Linked DNA regions of Homo sapiens: region 2 is linked to region 1. A link is an interaction called in ENCODE POLR2A ChIA-PET data of the cell type or tissue named here. Cell type or tissue: A673. All regions are shown on one strand. Each heading gives the region's core, and the rest is flanking DNA. Links, peaks and the distances in the headings are about the cores only. Region 1 has its middle 16 kb from the start of SLC10A4. Region 2 overlaps SLAIN2 (SLAIN motif family member 2).

Evidence for each region. ChIA-PET counts read pairs that join two places held together with the same protein. Peaks named below come from ENCODE experiments on the same cell type or tissue, not always from the same donor. Only the 100,000 strongest peaks of a DNase experiment are listed, where the experiment ranks them.
Region 2: POLR2A ChIA-PET joins it to region 1 with 12 read pairs; 5 of 35 experiments call an interaction of 5 or more read pairs at or near these places.

What each region holds. Positions count from the first base shown.
Region 1 is chr4:48,461,601-48,472,262 of GRCh38, reverse strand. No RefSeq gene overlaps it. Among named protein-coding and RNA genes, the nearest start is that of SLC10A4, 16 kb to the left of the region's middle. In A673, for the core only: no CTCF peak of the experiment used is centred there; a DNase peak (open chromatin) is centred at 4,612; H3K27ac peaks cover 472 bases.
Region 2 is chr4:48,348,479-48,359,140 of GRCh38, reverse strand. The region is part of intron 1 of SLAIN2 (SLAIN motif family member 2); the gene reads right to left. Among named protein-coding and RNA genes, the nearest start is that of SLAIN2, 12 kb to the right of the region's middle. In A673, for the core only: no CTCF peak of the experiment used is centred there; no DNase peak of the experiment used is centred there.

The DNA of each region.
Region 1 (10,662 bases), core at 3,128-5,627:
CTGGATGACAGAGCAAGACTGAAGAAAAAAAAAAAGAGAGAGAGAGAGAAAGAGAAGAAGGAAGGAAGGAAGGAAGGAATTTATACCTAGCTATATCGTAGTGAAAATTTTTAAAAAGATAAAGAAAATACCTTAGTTACACAAATTACATAATTTTGGGCTTTACTTTTCTCATTCCTAAGATAAAATTAAGTGGGATCATATCTAAAGTTACTCATTTAATAGATATCCAAATGATTATCAGGTACAAAGTATGCTACAATGAGAAAGACAGTTTCGGTAAAAGCAGGGCCTTGTGTATCTGCCACACACTTTTCTTTGTACTCGTTCTACACTTTTTCACAACTCCTTGTGTGTCCCTTTTCTTTAGTCAGATCCTTAAATGTTCCAAAGACTCAGTCATGGGCTCATTTTTCTTCTCACCCTGCACATTCTTAGGTGATTTTTTCCTTTTTTTGAGACAGGGCCTCGCTTTGTCACCCCAGCTGAAGTGCAATGGTGCAATCTCAGCTCACTGCAGCCTCAACCTCCTGGGCTCAAGTGATCCTCCCATTTCAGCCTCCTAAGTAGCTGTAACCATAGGCATGCATCTAATTTTCATATTTTTTGTAGAGATGGGGTTTTGCCATGTTGCCCAGGCTGGTCCCGGGCTCAAGCAATCTGCCCACCTTGGCCTCCCAAAGTGCTAGGATTACAGGTGTGAGCCACCGTGTCCAACCTCAAAAATGATCTCATTAACTTCCAAATCTCTATTGCTAGCCCCAAATCTCATCTGACTGCTAAATCAACCAGATACTGCGAACACATCATAAGGTAGAATTCATGATCTCCATCCCACCCTGTCTCCTTTCTACCTTAGCTGCCAACACCAGTCTCTTGCTGTTGCATATGTATCTCTTTGCTGGGGGATATATCCACTCCTTTTCTTCATCTGGAAATATCCAGTTTATCCCTCGAAATATACTTCACATCTCACTTCCTCTGTGAGCCCCTTCAACTCCCCTTTGGTTTCTCTGTTAGTGTTCAGTGCTATCTTCCTTGGTTTTCCAGACAACCTGTAAATATTTTTTTGAAATCTACCTTTTCCAACAGACTACAGGTATGTTAGTAGCAGGAGCTGTGCCCCTATTGTTTTATGTCTTAGCATTGCCTTTGCATTGTGCCTATCCTGAAATAGGTCCACTTTGAATATAATTAAATGAACGAATGGATTAATGAATGAAAGCATCTTATCCAACCAACACAGAGGAAATCAAGAGTGTGGCTTTAGTATTACATCGTCACCTGATGATCACATTTGGTTCTGTTCAGTTGGCTCCTGTTCATGGTCTGGTATTGAGAACAGAGATATTGCTAGGAGCACACTAGCTGTTTTTCATGCTGCCTTTTTTTCAACAGCAGGGTGTTGCCAATCATTGTCATATAAAGCATTCTCAACAGCTCTGCTCCAAATGACCCAATGTGAAACTGTCTGGGCTGTGGGTTGGAATATTAAATGACATTGTGTTTCTGCAGCTAACTGAGCTGCCTGAGTCACAGCTGCAGTAAAAACGTTTTAACAAAATTAAAATCTCCGTGGGGGCAGGGGAAAGCAGAGAATAAAGAAGGTTGGCTAGAATGCTGAGATGAGAGCAGCAGCAAAACAGGAGACATTGGTATTGCCTGATTTCTAGATTTAATTGCAATAGGCAAGTAGATATTTTAGACTGAGAGGTCTGTAATTGTGATTTAAAATAGCCTTAACAGTCTAAAATTTGCTCCCCTTTGAATAAAAAAAAGATAAAAATTTGGGGGAAAATACATACACTAAATAAAAAGAGGCCATGGGGCAAAGAAATAAGAGCTAGCTCTTGTGAGAGCAAATTGAAATAGATCAATTACTTCTTGTCACTTCCTATTTCCAAGCTAATGAATTATGTTTTAAAAGCCTGGCTCTGTGCAGTGCTGAGTTTGACATGAAGAAGGAAATTCCTGATGTGTATCTCACGCAAATGGAAAATGACTGGGATGATAAAGTACTGGTGCTTCTTTAGGGAATCAACATAAATAATTCTTGATACTATAGAAAAACTAGAACTTGAAAAATCTTTCTGATAAATTAGAACCCTGAAGAACACACTGTATTTTATTTTCATTCAAAGGAGTGTTTTCATATGTCACCTTCAGCAAAGGGTAGAAAGAGGGCTCTAAACACCCTAAAACATGATGTAGTTTCTTTAGTTTTCTCCATGTGGAAAGGGAGAAATAGCTTGTTGTCCTACTGTGTTCCAGGCCCTGAGGATACAAAGATGAGTGAGGTTAGATCTCTGCCCTTGAGCAACTCACAGACAAACATAAAAGGATGCAACAGAGCCCAATGTGAGGGCAACAACCAGTATCAAAGATCCCAAAGGCAAGTAGAACAGCCAGGCTCCAGGACGGATTAGGGCCAGGCACTGAAGGTCAGGATTCCTCATGTCTCTCTGGTTCTCTTTTTCTAATTCTTTGCATACCTGAGCTTCTCTCTCTCTTTGCCCATCTCCTTCTCTCTCCCCCCTCTCCTCTACTCCATTCACTTATTCATCCATTCATTCACTTAACCCTCTTCACAGTGCATCTACTTTGGGATAGGCACCATGCAAAGCAATAGGGGAGGTGAGGGGAATATCATTCAGGACATAAGCATGGGTAAAGACTTCATAACTAAAACACCAAAAGCAACTGCTACAAAAGCCAAAATTGACAAATGGGATCTAATTAAACTAAAGAGCTTCTGCACAGGAAAAGAAACCATCATCAGAGTGAACAGGCAACCTACAGAATGGGAAAAAATTTTTGCAATCTATCCATCTGACAAAGGGCTAATATCCAGAATCTACAAGAGAGTTAAACAAATTTACAAGAAAAAAAAACAACCCCATCAGAAAGCGGGCAAAGGATATGAACAGACACTTCTCAAACGAAGACATTTATGCAGCCAACAAATATATGTAAAAAGCTCATCTTCACTGGTCATTACAAAAATGAAAATAAAAAACACAATGAGATACCATCTCATGCCAGTTAGAATGGCAATTATTAAAAAGTCAAGAAACAACAGATGCTGGAGAGGCTGTGGAAAAATAGGAACGCTTTTACACTGTTGGTGGGAGTGTAAATTAGTTCAACCATTGTGGAAGACAGTGTGGCAATTCCTCAAGGATCTAGAACCAGAGTTACTGTTTGACCCAGCATCACATTACTGGGTATATGCCCAAAGAATTATAAATCGTTCTATTATGAAGACACATACACACGTATGTTTATTGCAGCACTATTTACAATAGCAAAGACTTGGAACCAGTCCAAATGCCCATCAATGATAGACTGGATAAAGAAAATGTGGCACACATATACCATGGAATACTAAGCAACTGTAAAAAAGGATGAGTTCATGTCCTTTGCAGGGACATGGATGAAGCTGGAAATCATCATTCTCAGCAAACTAACACAGGAACAGAAAATCAAACACCGCATGTTCTCACTCATAAATGGGAGTTGAACAATGAGAACACATGGACACAGGGAGGGGAACATCACACACTGGGGCCTGTCGGGGGTGGGGGCCAAGGAGATGGAGAGCATTAGGACAAATTCCTAATGCATGCAGGGCTTAAAACCTAGATGATGGGTTGATAGATGTGGCAAACCACCATGTATACCTATGTAACAAACCTGCACATTCTGCACATGTATCCCAGAACTTAAAGTAAAATTTTTTTTTTTTTAAAAAGAGACATTTCCAGGCAAGCTGGCACAGTGGCTCATGCCTATAATCACAGCACTTTGGGAGGCTGAGGCAGGTGGATCACTTGAGTATAGGAACTTGACATCAGCCTAGCCAATATGGTGAAACCCTGTCTCCACTAAAAATACAAAAATTAGCTGGACATGGTGACGTGCTCCTGTAATCCCAGCTACTCGGGAGGCTGAGGCAGGAGAATCACTTGAACCTGGGAGGTGCACGTTGCAGTGAGCTGAGATCGCGCCACTGCATTCCAGCCTGGGCAACAGAGCAAAACTCTGTAAAAAAAAAAAAAAAAAAAAAAGATGTTTCCAGGCAGAGGAACAGCACCTGGGAAGACACAGACTCATGGAAGGTCTGCTGTGTTTTGGCATGAGGGGGCTGGAGTCCTGGAGTCCTGGAGAGGTTGGGAGGAGTGGGAGATGAGAGAGATAAGCAGGGGTAAGCAGATTGGTCGTATTAATTCTGTAGGCTGTGGAGGATGAGTTTATAGGCAAAAAGAGTTACAGCTTTAAAGAAGCTCTCTCTGGCAGCAACCTGGAAGCCAGCCTAGATCCATGACTCTTGACTTTTTCCCACCACGACATCCATGGTGACATCCTCCCATTTTCCTGTGTGTATCTAATATTAGGGCTTTCATCCTAAAGAAAGCATATTGGAATGCAAGAGAGAGCATGACTTCAATCCACTCCCTCCAAGTTATTTTAAACTAAATTCATCACAAACATTTGTACTTTCATTATTACCAAATTATATGCAATGCATCACTTAATTGATTTTGAAAGAGTCACAGTGCTGTGGTGGGGAACTGGGAGAGTAAGCATGGTCATCTGTGCTCCACAGACCCCCTGGGAGTTCACGGGAAGTGTCTTGGGGATTCTGGGGGGAGCTAAAAAGACAGAGCTCTGACCCCACCCTCCACTGCACACACACTTCAACCGGAGCAGCTGCACTTTAATTATTGTAGGTTTTTCACCAAGATTTTGTTGCAATAATGTGTTCCACTGTTTTTTTTTTCAATCTTTTCTAGCAATAGATTAAAAGACAGGAGAGACTGAAGGCAGATAAACCAAATAGGAGATAATTTTAAGAGTCTGGGTGACAAATAATAAAATCAGTTCCACTAAATCTAGTTGAATGGATGAATTATAGCTCATAAACCAATAGGAATCATATGCAAGCTACAGTATAAGGTATTTCCATAATATGTAATAGGAAATGACATCAGTAATTTATTTTGGCATGAGATGAGGGTACAAATGAATAAATAAAATATATTATCACAGTGCTTCTCAAACTTTCATGTGTATAGACATCACACAGGTATCCCGTCAAAAAGTAGATTCTGATTCACAGGGCCTGGAGGGCTGAGAGTCTACTTTTCTAACACGTTCCCAGAAGACTTCGATGTTACAGGTCCATGGACCACACTTTGAGTAGCAAGATATTAGAAACTCCTAAAATAATTTAAAGATTTAAAAGCTATCCCTAGCCCATGAAAGAATGTGGGCTTTGTAATCAGAGGCCTTTGTTTTTAAGGCCAGGATTCATCGTTTACAAGTTCTAGCTGACGTCTCAGCCTGTGTCCTCAGCTATAACTGGATGAGCTCTTGTGTGGATTAAGATAATGCATCTAAAGGGATTAGCACCACACTTAGCTTATAGAAATATTTAGTAAATCTAACTACCAATTTTATAAAAGAGTCATTTACAAATTGCCTGTATCAGAATCCCTGTGGTGCTAGTTTAAAATGCAGATACCTGGACCCATCATTGAGTCTACTGAATCAGAATCTCTGAAGGAGGACTAGCATTTTTAACAAACTCTTGGTACTCTAGAGCTGAAGGAAGGGGCCCTGCTGGAAGCCATGTGCACACATGGCTGGATGTGGTCAGAACCATTTCCAAAGAGACACACTTAGCATGTAGAGCTAAGTGGGAGTATGGTTGGAAGGCTGGGGTGCAGACAGGAAGGGTGCACATTTCCACTGGGCTACAGAGATTTAGAATGACTGCAGTGTTAGAACTGAAGGAGAAATCTATGCTCTGCTTCACCATATTCCTTGTCAGCTAAGAAGCTCATGTCCCAGGACAAAAAAAAAATTGTCATCTTGCACCCCCTTCCTTGCCCAACTTTCTTTTATTTTTTATTTATTTTTTTATTTGTTTGTTTATTTATTTATTTATTTTTGAGATGGGGTCTCATTCTGTCGCCCAGACTGGAGTGCAGTGATGCAATCTTAGCTCACTGCAACCTCCGCCTCCGGAGCTCAAATCAATCCTCCCACCTCAGCCTCCAGATTAGCTGGGACTACAGCTGCGTGCCACCATACCCAGCTAATTTTTGTAGAGACAGGGTTTCACCATGTTGCCTAGGCTGGTCTTGAACTCCTGGGCTAAGGGATCTGCCCATCTCGGTCTCCCAAAGTGTTGGGATTACAAGTGTCAGTGACCCTGCTTGGCCCCCTTACCCCATTTTCACACAAGCTTTCCTGCCAAGATAAGTCAAGAGAAACTGCATTTTTTTTTTTCAAGCTAACTGTAGGCAAAATTGACCCTACTTATCCAAATAGGCCCAAGTTATTTCTGAGGCCTTTGCACTTTTTTTTTTCTCCCTTTATCCCACTTCTTAGCCCTACCCTCTCTTCTAACTCCCTGGCACCTTGTACCACCTCATTTTTCTAAATCCCAACTAAGTGTGTTCTCCCTTATCTACATCTCATGCCTCCCTTCTACCTAGTACAGGATGGAAGGACAGGCAGAAGCAGTTGGTGGGGGGCGGGGGGTGGACATGCTTTAAGGCAAACAGAGCCAAAGTCCCATCTGGAAGGAATTCCACCCCACTCTGTAACACTGTTGAGGAGAACCAAAGCCGGCACTACCTACAGACGAAGGCAGGACTTTACCTAGAAAACAGGCTGAACCCACTCCAACTCATGGTTCCATGATGAGTGAGATCCCCAGAGTTCCAGAGGATAACTTAGAAAACTTTGGCCTAGAAAAAGGCAGATGTTACGAGTTGTCTACCACAGCCATAGAAAAATCTCAAAAGTGGTCTGAAAGAAGATCTGTCTTCAGCAGTTGAACTTTGTGAACCTACCAGGGCCCCATATTCATTTTTTAAAAATCCTTTGCACCTATTCATATTAGGCAGTCAGTCCACAAATTATTTACTGAATATTTATCATGTGGCATCATCCTAGATTCTGAGAATACTAGTATGTAGATTGCATTACGTTTTTAAAAATAAGCTAACTTTAAGTGATTCTATAATCATATGCTATGAGGAAGAGAATATTTGGATAACCTGGCTGGGCATGGGTGGGGGTGGTTAGGAGAGCCCTGTCTCTGAAGGCAGCATTTGAGTTGGGACCTACCTAAGAGGAAGGTGGTAGCCATGTGAACTTCCAGGGGAAGGGCATTCCAAGCAGAAAGAAAACAATTGCAAAGACCTTGAAATGGGAAGAAGCTTGGCAAGTTTCAGGGACAGAATGAAGGCATCCAATACGTGTTTGTATTGAATGTGTGTATATTGAGTATCTCATAACACACATGACTGGGAGCGAGCCTCGGCAGAACTTGAACCATGGCATTAGTGCATTATCAATTACTTTCTTTTAATTCCGTGAGTATTTAGAATTGTCTCTTCCCCTCTCCCTCCCCCCACCCACCACACCCCAGTGGTAGGCACTGGACTAAATGTAGAAGATAAGAGATGCATCCTAAAGTGCCTGCCTTGAGCAGCTCCTAACTGGTGGTGGAGACAGATCCCTAAGGACACAGTTAAGGCAACTTTTTAAGTGAGTGACGGCCCTGGAGTGGGGATGTCACCAGGGCCTGTGGAAGCTTTCTTTCATTAGAGGAAGAAAGGCTAACTCCTCCAGGAGAAGGACAGAGAGCTTTTACATAAGAGGTGACCTTTGAGTTGAGCCTTTTAAGATGAATAGGATTTAACAAGATTAATTGTTCCTGGCAATACCTCAGACTAGATATTCTGAAAAATTCTCCAGCTACAAAACACCAAAACTGCTGAATTAAATACAATAAATAGTCTTTGAAAACCAGGAATGTAGCATCTGCCAATACTAGGAACCCAGAACCCTGGAGAGAGGCTGCGATGGGGGTAAGCAAAGACAGGGCACAAGAGACAGAACCCAGGGCATACACAGGTGGGGAGTAGGAAGTGGGACTGCCCACATAAAGCCAGAGCCTTGAAGGGCCACAGCCTCCTCACAAAGGTAGGAGAGGAAAAAGTATCTGTGCCTTAGCGAAGGCAAAGCACATAAAAATGTATCTTGTTCATCTCAGCCTAGGTGCTAGGGAAGAAAAAGAGAAAACAGAAATGTCTCCTGAGAGAATTAGTAATGACAGCCAGCCCAACTGTCACCCAGACTGGGGTTTGACTACACCAGTAACTCCATTTACATCCCAAAATTCCCAATGGCTCAAGAATGTACAGCACCATGTACTTGAGGAAGATGGGGCAAAGGATAGGCCAACATCAGGAGGTTTGTTAACGATGCACTTTGTTAGGTCCACCCTTAAGGTTTGTGGATTTCTCAGTATGTAAGTTATATCTCAATAAAACCTGTTTTCAAAGGAGGAGAAGAGGTTCAAGTGTGGGAGTAGGGGGAGAGGAGTAAAAGAAGAAGTAGAGGTTGTTAAATGTCCAGTTCTACACTCCAGTTTATGTGTCTGTACAACTTCCCTGTTATGGACTGAATGTTTATGTTCCCCCAAAATTCATATGTTAAAATCTTAACACCAATATGATAGTATTACAAGGTAGGGCTTTTGAGGGGATGATTAGGTCATGAGGGTGGAGCCCTCATGAATAGGATTAGTGCCCTTAAAAGGGATCCCAGAGAGCTCTCTCACTCTTTCTGCCATGTGCGGATGCAGTGAAAAGACAATATTCTGCAACCCAGAAGAAAGCCCTCACCACAGCCAATTTATACTGGCACCCAGAACTGTGAGATATACATTTCAATTGTTCATAAGCCACCCAGTCTATACTACTTGGTAGCAGCAGCCAGAACTGACTAAGATGCTCCTCTCGATGGGAGGTTTCTTCTCTGGAGAAGGTAAAAGAGTCTCTGCACTGGGGGATATCAGGAAGAGTTGAGGGCACAAATACGGTAAGCAGAAGAATAGGTGAACGTGTGCAAGCAGGATACTGTGCTTTCCATAGCTTCTTTCCTTCCACTTGGTTTTCAGAACCTACAAGCTGTGATCAAAAGATAATGACACTGAAGACCCCCTAATAAAATGGCCCAGCCAGACCACCCTTGATGCCTTTCAAACCATCCTCACACCATTCAGATGTCCCCTAGTTATTTTCAGAAATAATTTGAGACTTTACCTATGCATCATTTTTAAGATATTGGATTTGGGGTCATAAGTAAACATTTTTTCTCTATAAACTTCAGCTGAAAAATGTATTGAGAGGCTGCATTCTGTGAAGTTGGGAGTATTGAAAGCCAAGGGGTCTTCTAGCAGGAAAATATCACCAGAGGAATGCTCTGCCAGTCCCCTCATGCCCTGGAAATCCTTCCTCCAACTACACCATCCTAGAGCTGAGTGTCGGGCGAGCCTCAGCAAGAGGGGAGGCTTACGGCCAAGCTTGTTCCTGGGAATTTCCACCATCCAAAATAAAGGCTACCTCCATGGAGGAGAGGGGATACTTAGTGAGAAATTTATCAGTCATTAAAAACAGATGCTGAAAAGATGTTTTTCCCCCTCTTGTCTGATTGGTGAGTTAGAATTTGATGATTCAAGTGGTTCCAGAAAATCAGATCCATGACTTCGGTTTGTACTGTCCTTTGTCTCAGCTACTGGGTTCTATCTTTATGGCTGCATTTAGCAGCATTACAAAGCCACCTGGGGTCAATTATAGCATAAATTTCACTAGATGTGTCCTATTTTAGAGCCTGCACCATTAGGAGAAATTCTGCCAAGAAATTCGACTTCAGTTTTAAGTGAATTAATATAACCCTGTCACATGTAATTTATTAACCACTGTTATCTTCAGATTGGAAGTTCGCCAAGAAAATAAAGTCCGACGTGCATCTCTCTATATCCATTCTTCCAAGGGTGGAAGTGATTATATAACTGAATGGATGCCTGATTTGCTAATTGATACTTAGCTATTTCAAAGGGCTTAAATAGTTATTTTTAAAGTCTTTTTAAATTTGAGACTAAAATGTCTCTTATTGTTTTCCTTAAAGTCTCTCTTTAAAATTATGAAACATTAACTTCGTAATTTAATAAATGCCTGATGATGATCATGATTTATTGGAAAATGAAGACTTTTTTAACAGCAGGATTAAAAATTGTTATATAACTTAAATGATTATATGCTGGGGATATGGTTTGGATCTGTGTCTCCAGCCAGATCTTCCTCACTGCAACCTCCACCTCCCAGGTTCAAGTGAATCTCATGCCTTAGCCTCCTGAGTAGCTGGGACTACAGGTACCTGCCACCAGGCCCAGCTAATTTTTGAATTTTTTGTAGAGACAGGGTTTCACCATGTTGGCCAGGCTGGTCTTGAAGTCCCGGCCTCAGGTGATCCACCCGCCTCGGCCTCCCACAAGTGCTAGGATTACAGGTGTGAGCCACCACACCCGGCCTAAACCTCTTTTCTTCATAAATTACCCAGTCTCAGATATTTCTTTATAGCAATGCAAGAATGGACTGATACAGCTGGTCAGAGTCTGAGTTTAAGCAAGACTTAGACAATTGATAAAAATCAGATATGTTGGAGTGTAGTTGCAGTTTCTCTAAAAAGGCAATATATTAGTCAGAACAGGCTAATTGCTTTAACAAATAGCCCTGAACTGTCAATGGTTTGAGATAGTGGAAGTTTATTTCTCACTCATGTGAAGTCTAGTGTGGATGT
Region 2 (10,662 bases), core at 4,604-7,103, 110 kb after region 1:
AGAGATAAAGGGAGGATACCAAAGTAAATTAAAGTGGCCACTTTGAGATTGTAATTTGTTTCCATTTTAATAATTCTATCATTAAAAAAACTTTAATAAAAGTTTATCTTATTATCTTTAGGCTGGGCGTGGTGGCTCATGCCTGTAATCCCAGCACTTTGGGAGGCTGAGGCAGGCGGATCACCCGAGGTCAGGAGTTCAAGACCAACCTGGCCAACATTGTGAAAATCCATCTCTAGTAAAAATACAAAAATTAGCCAGTCGTGGCTGCGGGAGCCTGTAATCCCAGCTACTCAGGAGGCTGAGGCAGAAGAATCGCTTGAACCCGGGAGGAGGAGGTTGTAGTGAGCTGAGATCACACCATTGCACTCCAGCCTGGACGACAAGAGTGAAACTCCATCTCAAAAAAAAATAAAAATAAATAAAAAAATACAAGTATCTTTGGTTTTACTCACAAGCAAATATAATTTAATAATTCTAAACCATTAGGATACATTGCTTATAATGCTTTAACAAGCTTTGTTGGGCCGCGCGCAGTGGCTCACGCCTGTAATCCCAGCACTCTGGGAGACTGAGGCAGGCGGATCACCTGAGGTCAGGAGTTCGAGACCAGCCTCAACATGGAGAAACCCCATCTCTACTAAAAATACAAAATTAGCCGGGCATGGTGGTGCACGCCTGTAATTTCAGCTACTCGGGAGGCTGAGGCAGGAGAATTGCTTGAACCTGGGAGGCGGAGGTTGTGGTGAGCCAAGATCGCGCCATTGCACTCCAGCATGGGCAACAAGAGTGAAACTCCGTCTCAAAAAAAAAAAAAGCTTTGTTAGTCAATGTAACAGTAATTATTATAATTTATACTGTATCAAATGCTCATTACATGTCAGGCACTGCTTCAGTGTTTTAAATATAGTAACTCTTTCAATCTTCATTACAAAATTATAAGATATGTATTATTATAATCTCCATTCTACAGATGAGGTCACTGAGACAAGTGAGGTAAGTAACTTGTCCAAGGTGGCACAGCTATTAAATGGCAAAACCAAAAGTGCTCCAGAAGCAGTACTCTTAAATATTATACTTTACTGCCTAATAGCATTGCTAAAAAAGAATATAAAAGATTCCTAAGTTAAAGACTTTAATAGGGCCAGGCGTGGTGGCTCACACCTGTAATTCCAATACTGTGGAAGGCTGAGGTGGGAGGGTCACTTGAGGCCAGGAGTTCAAGACCAACTTGGGCAACATAGTGAGACACTGTCTCTACAAAAGTTTTTTAAAAACATCAGTGGGGCCGGGTGCGGTGGCTCATGCCTGTAATCCCAGCACTTTGGAAGGCCAAGTCGGGCGGAACACCTGAGGTTGGGAGTACAAGACCAGCCTGACCAACATGGAGAAACCTTGTCTCTACCAAAAATGCAAAATTAGCCGGGCGTGGTGGTGCATGCCTGTAGTCCCAGCTACTCAGGTGGCTGAGGCAGGAGAATCACCTGAACCCGGGAAGTGGAAGTGGAGGCTGCGGTGAGTCGAAATCATGCCATTGCACTCCAGCCTGGGCAACAAGCGCAAAACTCCATCTTGGGGGAAAAAAATAAAAGTCACCTGAGCACGGTGGCAGGTGCCTATAGTCCCAGCTACTTGGGAGGCTGAGGTGGGAGGACTGCTTGAGCCCAGGAGTTCAAGGCTGCAGTGAGCTATGACTGTGCCACTGCGCTCCAGCCTGGGCAACAGAGAGAAACCCTGTCTCTTGAAACAGGAGGAAAAAAAAAAAGACTTAAATATAATCATTTTAACAGCCACAATGTTCCCTGCTCTCTTAAGCCTTACCAACTATAAAATATAAGGTTTCAATCAATCCCACCTACTACTACAACCAAAAATCACAATTAAGTTGAAGAAAAACATATTCAGTTCAAATATACGGCGTCTTTTTGAACTTCTAGATTGTTCATAGTGCTATTTTATTATTATATTTGGCCCATCAGCTAACTAAAAGATATATAATACTATACTTATATAAATATATATATAATATGTTCTTCTGGTTTTTAGAGGAATATTAAAAATATTATCAATAATACTAATAATTATTAGCAAGGCAAACTCATTAATAAAGTTTTAGAACAGAGCTATTTTCAAGCACTGAAGTGACATTAGTTGCAGGGTAGAATATATGTGTATATAAACAGTATGTGTGACAGAACACAACACAACACAGTGAACCCAAAAAACAGTGCAAAGCAAGCAGAGTAAACTGAAGATAACCTTTTAAAATATTTCAAATTTTTAGAAATAGCTATTATGATTCCATTTTCATTTCATGACTCACTTTATTCCCATTCCAGTATGGCATGGTTTTTTTAATTTTAAGAGAATCAAAACAATTTTGATATTCCTTGAAGTGTCACTAAACTTGAGGTTCAGAATTAAGTCTTTAAAAAACAAACTTCTAGTGCTGAACCATAACTATGCACCTGGGAATGCTGGGAAACACTAGTTACAGTGAGACCAACCTAGACTGCATCAATCAGAAACTGAGTTGCTTCTTTTTGAGAGAAGACATCAGGAAGACAGGGAGTCTCAAACTATTCCAGACTTGCAAATTGTGGCAATAGCTGCAATACAGTCTTTATGTATACTAGCACGTATCTTTTCAGCTACTAGTACAGATCTTTTCAGCTACTAGTACATATCTTTTCAGCTACTAGTACAGATCTTTTCAGCTACTAGTACAGATCTTTTCAGCTACTAGTACAGATCTTTTCAGCTACAACTGCATATATAGATAGCAATTACTAACACAAGAAGTTTTTAGTCCATAGAAAACACACATGGGTATATGTATGGATATGTGCATATATAATATATACATATAAACATTACAAACATGCATAATCCATGCAGTTTATTTTAGAGTACTTTGCTTTTTAGTGGCTAAAACAGGATCTTACCCATAGAACATGTTAGTTCCTGGCTAAAACGTCATATTTTCAGCAAATGATATATTCTTCAAATCCAAGATGATAATGCATACTGCTATAATGACTTTTAATAGTTTGTCAACTTAATGATTTAGGTTTAAAAAATTAACACTTTTTCATACTGTTGATAAAGCATCTACAAATAAATTATCTTGGAAAAGATACAGAAACATAAAGTTCGAACCCACAAAACACTGATAACAAAGGTTTATTAACACAGTAAAGATTAAAAAATTGTCATCTCAGAATTTTCTATCTGTAGTATTCCTATAGATTCTAAAATTATTTTGAGTTATAATAAAATTAAAATATTTTACCAACTTTGTGAAAATATAAACCAGGTAAGAATGAGAAAAATATAAATATATGTAATTAGATATAATCTACATTTATATATTTATAAACATATAAAATGTGTATATTAAATACGTGTTTAACCTTAACATTGAAGTGCTAAAGAAAGTTTAACATATTTTTATGTTACATGCCAGAGTAGGAGGTAAGAGAGACGGGTATACTGTATTCTGTTTATACAACTAAAGTTAATATTTAAGAATACCAGGCTAGACATTCTCTTCCTTTTTTCTTTTGAATTATATATAAAAATAAGAACAGGTATGTGAGGATTCCTGAACTATACTGTATTCTGAGATGATCAGAAAGCACAAAATACACTTGGGGGGAAGAAGGAATAGTATTACTAGAATTGACATTGTCCTAAAAGAAAACCTAATCTAATTCTCCATTGTTAGAGTTTGTGATTCTGCGTATATACCCAATTTCTATATAATTTTATAACAGTCTTCACATGGGATTCTAAGCTTCTCAAGAACAGGAATAAGAATATTTCACATCATCCCTTATGCCTCCTCACCCCCAAAGAAAACTTCCTGGCACACAGTAGAAAAGGAATGCAAGGAAGTAAGTATGAAGAATCATAAGAGAGCGTGGCATTTTTTTCCTGAAATATAACAATGAAAATTTTTGGCTGGGTGTAGTGGCTCACGCCTGTAATCCCAGCACTTCAGGAGGCTGAGGCAGGCGGATCACGAGGTCAGGAATTAGAGACCAGCCTGGCCAACATGGCGAAACCCCACCTCTACTAAAAACACAAAAATCAGCCAGGTATGGTGGCAGTCGCCTGTAATCCCTGCAGGAGAATCGCTTGAAATCGGGAGGCGGAGGTTGCAGTGAGCTGATATGGTGCCACAGCACTCCAGCCTGGGTGACAAGAGCAAGACTCCTTCTCAAAAAAAAAGAAAAAAAGAAAAGAAAAGAAAATTTTACATTTTTTTCTTGGTCCTAACCATTCGGTTACCAGCTGTAGATCAACTGAATCAAATTTTTCCTATTTTAATTCATAATCATTTCATTATTTGTTCCTTTCAAAATACCCATAACAGGCTGGGCACACTGGTTCATGCCTGTAATCCCAGCACTCTGGGAGGCCGAGGTAGGCGGATCATCTGAGGTCCGGATGAGACCAGCCGGGACAACATGGTGAAAACCCATCGCTACTAAAAATATAAAAATTAGCTGAATGTGGTGGTGGGTGTCTGTAATCCCAGCTACTCGGGAGGCTGAGGCAGGAGAATCGCTTGAACCCGGGCTGCAAAAGTTGCAGTGAGCTGAGATTGCTCCACTGCACTCCAGCCTGGGCAACACAGCGAGACTCAGCCTGAGGGGGGAAAAAAAAAAATATCCGTAACAATTAACGAGGATCTCTCTCTCAAGTGACAGTAATCAAATTATAGCCCAATTTCTCTAAGAGGCTAAGTTTAACCACTCTAATCCCTTAACTTTTTCCCTTTCCCATCAGTTTTTTCTATATCACTTACAACAGTTTAATCACCCAAGCTAGAAGTGATGATTTGAGGGTCTGAAAATGCACAGAGTGTAAAAATGAGCTCTTCTATTCCTTCACTTTATATAGCCCAGGATCTTTTTGTTATTCTATCAACTCTTAAGATACAACTAAATACTTGTTCCTACTATTTTATTCTATGTTTATCAGATAACTTTTTTTTTTAATTTGAAAGTTTTTGTTGCTGTTTTGCCATAACCAACTATTGGTTTTTGGACATACATAATTTTCTGATAGTTCTAATCTTTCTCCTTGGTGTCAGTCACAGAGCTCTAAACTGCTTCTTACGGACATCCCCCCAAAAACCCTCAAAATAGCATCATCTTTTCCAATCAATAAATGAAAATTTTTGAGCCAATGTCGACTGTTTTCTCTCTACATATTCAATTAACATATCCTATTGATTCACTAATCCTTATTAAATCCATCCCTTCCTTTTCATTTCCACTGACCTTGCTCTAGTCTAGGCCCCATCTCATCAAGTACGGACTGTTACAATAATCTTAACTGTTTTCTCCATACCTAGCAGACTTTCATATTTCCAATCTATCTACACTCTACCACTTATACTCTGAAACACATATATACATACCACTGTTTCACAGCCTAAAAACTTTCCCATCAGATATACTCCACAGCTTAGTTTTCAAAATCCTGTGTTACCAGATTCAAAACTATGTCCTTTGATCTTTACTCCAGTAAAAAAAACCTTCTGTTTTCAGCCAAACTGACCAAATAAATGTTTGTTTCATGCATCGTGGAGAGTTTAACCCACGGATTCTTTGTTCATAGTTATTTTCACTATAAAGGAAAAAAAAAGTTTCCTTTTTTTTAATCTAACCTAGCCTTACTTTGCCTTTCAAGACTGACCATGAAGTCTTTTTTGAAGCTTTCATGAAGCTTTCCAACCATCAAAGTTCTTATGACTATTTCTTACCATGATAGATAGTGCTCCACCTATGGCAGGTACTCAATAAATGTCTGATGATTACTTCTTGGGTGACCATTCATTCCAGTTTCCCCAAGGCAGTTCTAATTTAAATCTACTGTTCTGACATCTCATCTGGTTAGTGCTCCATTGACTCTCAAGTAGTGCCCAATCCCTTAACTTATTCTTAATTTTCAGAACCACACAGTATTAGTTGGTTTTCACACTGCTGATAAAGACATCCCTGAGACTGGGCAATTTACAAAAGAGGTTTAATTGGACTTACAGTTCCACAAGGCTGGGGAAACCTCACAATCATGGTGGAAGGCAAGCAGGAGCAAGTCACATCTTACATGGATTGCAGCAGGCAAAGGGAGAATGAGGAAGACACAAAAGCGGAAACCTCTGATAAAACTATCAGATCTTGCGAGAGTTAACTCACCATCTAGAGAACAGTATAGGGGAAAACGCCCCATGAGTCAATTATCTCCCACCAGGTCCCTCCCACAACACGTGGGGCTTATGGGAGTACAATTCAAGATGAGATTTGGGTGGGGACACACAGCCAAACCATATCAAGCACTATTTTTGACTTAGAAAATGTAAATGGAGCAAAGTAACTAGAATACGAAACTTATTACTGCAATACAGTACTAGTTATTTCTGGTCATGTTGACACCATACCATAAGTATCCTTTAAGGCAATGGTTCTTAACCTGTGGTAATTTTGCCCCAAAGGGACACCTGGCAACATCTGGAGACATTTTTGATTGGCCAGGGATGCTGCTGGACATCCTACAACACACAGGATAGCACCCACAACAAAGAGTTATCTGACCCAAATGTCAAGGTTGCAGAATCCTGTTTGGGATTATCCTTACAATAACATTAATAAGATCAAAATGACATTTTTAAACAATGTGAATGTTTTTTAAGAGGAACTAAACAATCTTGAAACCAAAATGATATCTATTATTTCCTTCATAGGTAAATGGCCTAATCTTTAATCATTTAGCTTGATGTGATGTGATGGTTTTCATGCAACATATTATAAGTAGTTGGTATGAAATGGAAAGAGTATCACTGTGGACTCAATAGTTTGGTTTGAATTCAATACTTTGGTTTGAATACTTCAGGGCAGAAGAGGTGGACACAAACCTCAGAGGCTGTTTTCTAGCCAATAAAGGTAGCTATGACTTGTGTTCTCGCCTACATACTATTGCCACACTAACCTCTCCAAAATGCCATTTTGTTAAAAGCATTCCAATATTCAAAAACTCTCCTCCTAGATTTCACAGGCCATTCACAGTATGATCTCCAACCCAATGATTCAGCTTTCTCACTTGTTCCCTAACAAACATCCCTTTAGTTAAGATCTTCACAGGCCTTTTCTCTACCCTACTCAAATGTATCACTCGCTCTTTTCCCTAAACTTGTTGATTCTCACAGACAGCAAAAAATACCTTTCCATGTGTGCCCAAATCCAAAGTCCCGGCTCTCACTTTTAAGCCCATATACACCTTTCTTCTAGAAAATATTACTGGTTTCAGAGAGAACAGAATTCTATGTTCATTCTGTCTCCTAACCAAACTCTAAACACCTTGAAAGCTTATGCTCCACTCAGTAATTTAAACAAATATTTATACAGCAGTTACCACTGGCCAGACATGGCGTTAGACAGAAATGTGAAGATGAATTAAGATATAACTAGATTATTACACCTCACATAAAGGTTGTTAGCCTCTTTCACTCGCAGGCTGCACTACCATCAAGACTTACCGTGCCTGCTCATCAAGTTCCAAACCTCTAGATTCAGGTTTCTAGGATTCATCAGTTTTTTGGGTTTTGCTTCTTAATCCACTCCACCATCAGTCCTAAGTATAACCAATGGCAAATAAGAGTTTCACTGTGACAGGTCAACACAAGATTCATTATCTCCCACTCAGAGGAGAAATGAGCAGGCCCACTCAAAAGATATAAGCATTCAAAGCCTAAAATTACTAAAGTACTCTTTCTGTATCTACTAAATAGGTATTAGCAAAAACACACAATTTAGTCTGATTATCACTATAGAATATAGTACCGATTAGGTATTAAATGCATACTAAAAACCTAACTTGAGAGTACCTATTAAATCCCATTCCTCAAGCTTATTGGAGTCAAGGGTCACTTACAGACTAGCTTGGCCCACTCCTGGTTCTCATTCACACTTTTCAAACAAAATAAGCCTCAAGAGCCACACATAATTGGGTACTTTCTTACTGTCTCACAGAGAGAGGAGCAGAAGCTCCTGAATGGAGTAGGAGAGGGATGTGTGGGGGAGGAGTTTCAGTCTAGTACACTGCAGAAGTGGGAGATGATTTGATTCATCCTCATGAATTATAAACCTGATTTTTAACTAAATACAACTTCCTTTGTCTTATCTTTCCAAATACTTTCAAGAATTTCATATCTGATACCGTGGTACTACATTATATTGCATCTATTATTCTTCATATTTCAAGGAGATAGAATCAATATTTTTTTCTCTAAAGTCTCTAATTTCTATTTTATTCCAGAATGTGAGACCTTTCCCAGATCAAAGTAAACTGTTCTGCAATTTCTGAGCCACTCCTAAAGACCTAGTTTAAAGCCTTCCTCTTAAATAAGCTAGTTTGTCCTAAAGTTGTTCATTTCCTCCATAACTTCGATCCCAAAAGATCTCAGAAGACGTAATTTTGAGTAAATGAAAGAGGTGAAATAAGAACTTATTATTACCAAAGCCTTAAAACCTACATTATTTTACAAATTCATTTTTGCTACTGAAAATTAGCCCAACAGGAGTCACATGCAATGTGCTCTGGGTAGTACAGATAATTACTACAAGGAATAGTGTATTCAGGTAATGCAAACCATTTATATTAAGACACTACTTAATTCTGCTATTTACTGCCCAAATTGCCATTTTAAAAAATAATGTCAAAATTACATGAATTTATATAGTTATAGATATGTTCCTAGCAGAAGGGTAAGGAGGCAGGGGTCTGCGTAAGTGGAAGTAGAAGGCAAGTAGCCTTTTTGGGCTACCAGGGTATCAGCACCAGGTTCCCTGGGCAATCTGGCATAGGAATTTGAATACACGGAGGCCCCAAAGATGGGGACTGAGGAGCAGTAGCAACATCAGTGATCCAGAAGGCTCACAGGATGTGAGCTATACAACTTTGGTGTTCCTTATCTGATATTCCTAAAAACCAAAGTTGTGTTTTTCATGAAAACAGACTACATGATTTATTTAGGTAGATCTGATAAATGTTTTAATAGTTACACTTGTGGAATTTAATTTTTTAAGTGTAAAGTTAAGAACATTCTAAGAAGCATTCTAAATCACTTTCGGTCCTGGGTGCTACCCAGTTCAATAAATGTTTTTTTTGCCCAATTAAATTGTTAAATTTAAAACAAACAAGAATAATAGATCATAAGATCAAATACATATCTTGGGTTCCAATTCTATCAAAAATGTGCTATCATTACAGCACAGTGCTCCACCTATGGCAGTTACTCAATAAATGAAACCATATTTGTTGAAGCCAAAATGTATCCATCTGTGATATATAATCTTACTACTACTAAGTAACAAGGAAAACTACAAGTAAAAAGGCTTCTAATGTATCATGTTATATTATGATCCCCACATGATCACAGAGTAATAAAACTGACTTAAATTTTATCAATAGGATTTTTTAAATTCTAAAAGCAATTCATGTCTTATCAGAAAACTTGGAAATCACAAAAAGTACAAAGAAGTTTAAAACAAAGTGCTTCTGTAATCCTACTAAACAGAGCGATGCCAGTATTTTGGCTAATTTTTAAACTTATTTTAAAAATCACACACTACATCTAGACAGTATTTTCTTCTTTAATTCATCATGGGAAAGTATACATTCAATACTGCCATTATTCAGAATCTGTGAAGTATCTCATCTGTAACTGGCATAAGCGTCATGTAAGAAATCTGGTCTCACTGTTTTACAGTTTTGCCTCATTTTAACCTAACATCACTGATAGATTGATTTCATTTAAATTAATGTCACTGAACTCTTACTACACTGTGGTCCTGTTCAGAAACATAAAGATGAATATGCTACTATCCTTCTGCTTAAACTGCTCACATTCTAGACTACACAGACCAAAGCACAAGGTGGTTGCGTTAAATATACTCTAAAAAAGGGTATATAAACAGTGATAGGTTAACAATGAAGAGGAAGTAAACCAAGTTAAAAATTCAGGAGAATTTCACAAAGGAAAGAAAATCTGCATTGTGCCTGAAGAATAAGTAAAATTTTGGTAAGAGGAGGAAGAGAAAAAAACAGATGAACATCAAAAGCCAAAGGGCATAAATGTTCTTGAAGGTTCTGGCAAAAGCAAGTAAATCTAGGAAAAAAGTAAATTAGCGCTGGACTGCTGAGGACTTTTAAATACCCTGCTAACTCATTTTTATTCACCAGGCAAGATAATGACTTCTAATGGTTTTCAAAATTCAAACCTACCCTCAAGAGGAAAACAACTGGCCATTACTGAGGATATTCAGAGAAATGTGCCACAGACTTAAAGGGAAAACATTCATGATGCTTCCGCTGCTAAATATCTCCTCACACTTAAGCTTAGCACTCTGTCTTAAAGGTATCTTCTTTTTTTTTTTTTTTTTGAGACAGAGTCTTGCTCTGTCGCCCAGGCTGGAGTATAATGGCGTGATCTCAGCTCACTGCAACCTCTGCCTCCCGGATTCAAGCAATTCTCCTCCCTCAGCCTCCCAAGTAGCTGGGATTACAGGCGCCCACCACCATGCCCAGCTAATATTTTTGTATTTTTAGCAGAGACAGGGTTTCACCATGTTGACCAGGCTAGTTCTGAACTCC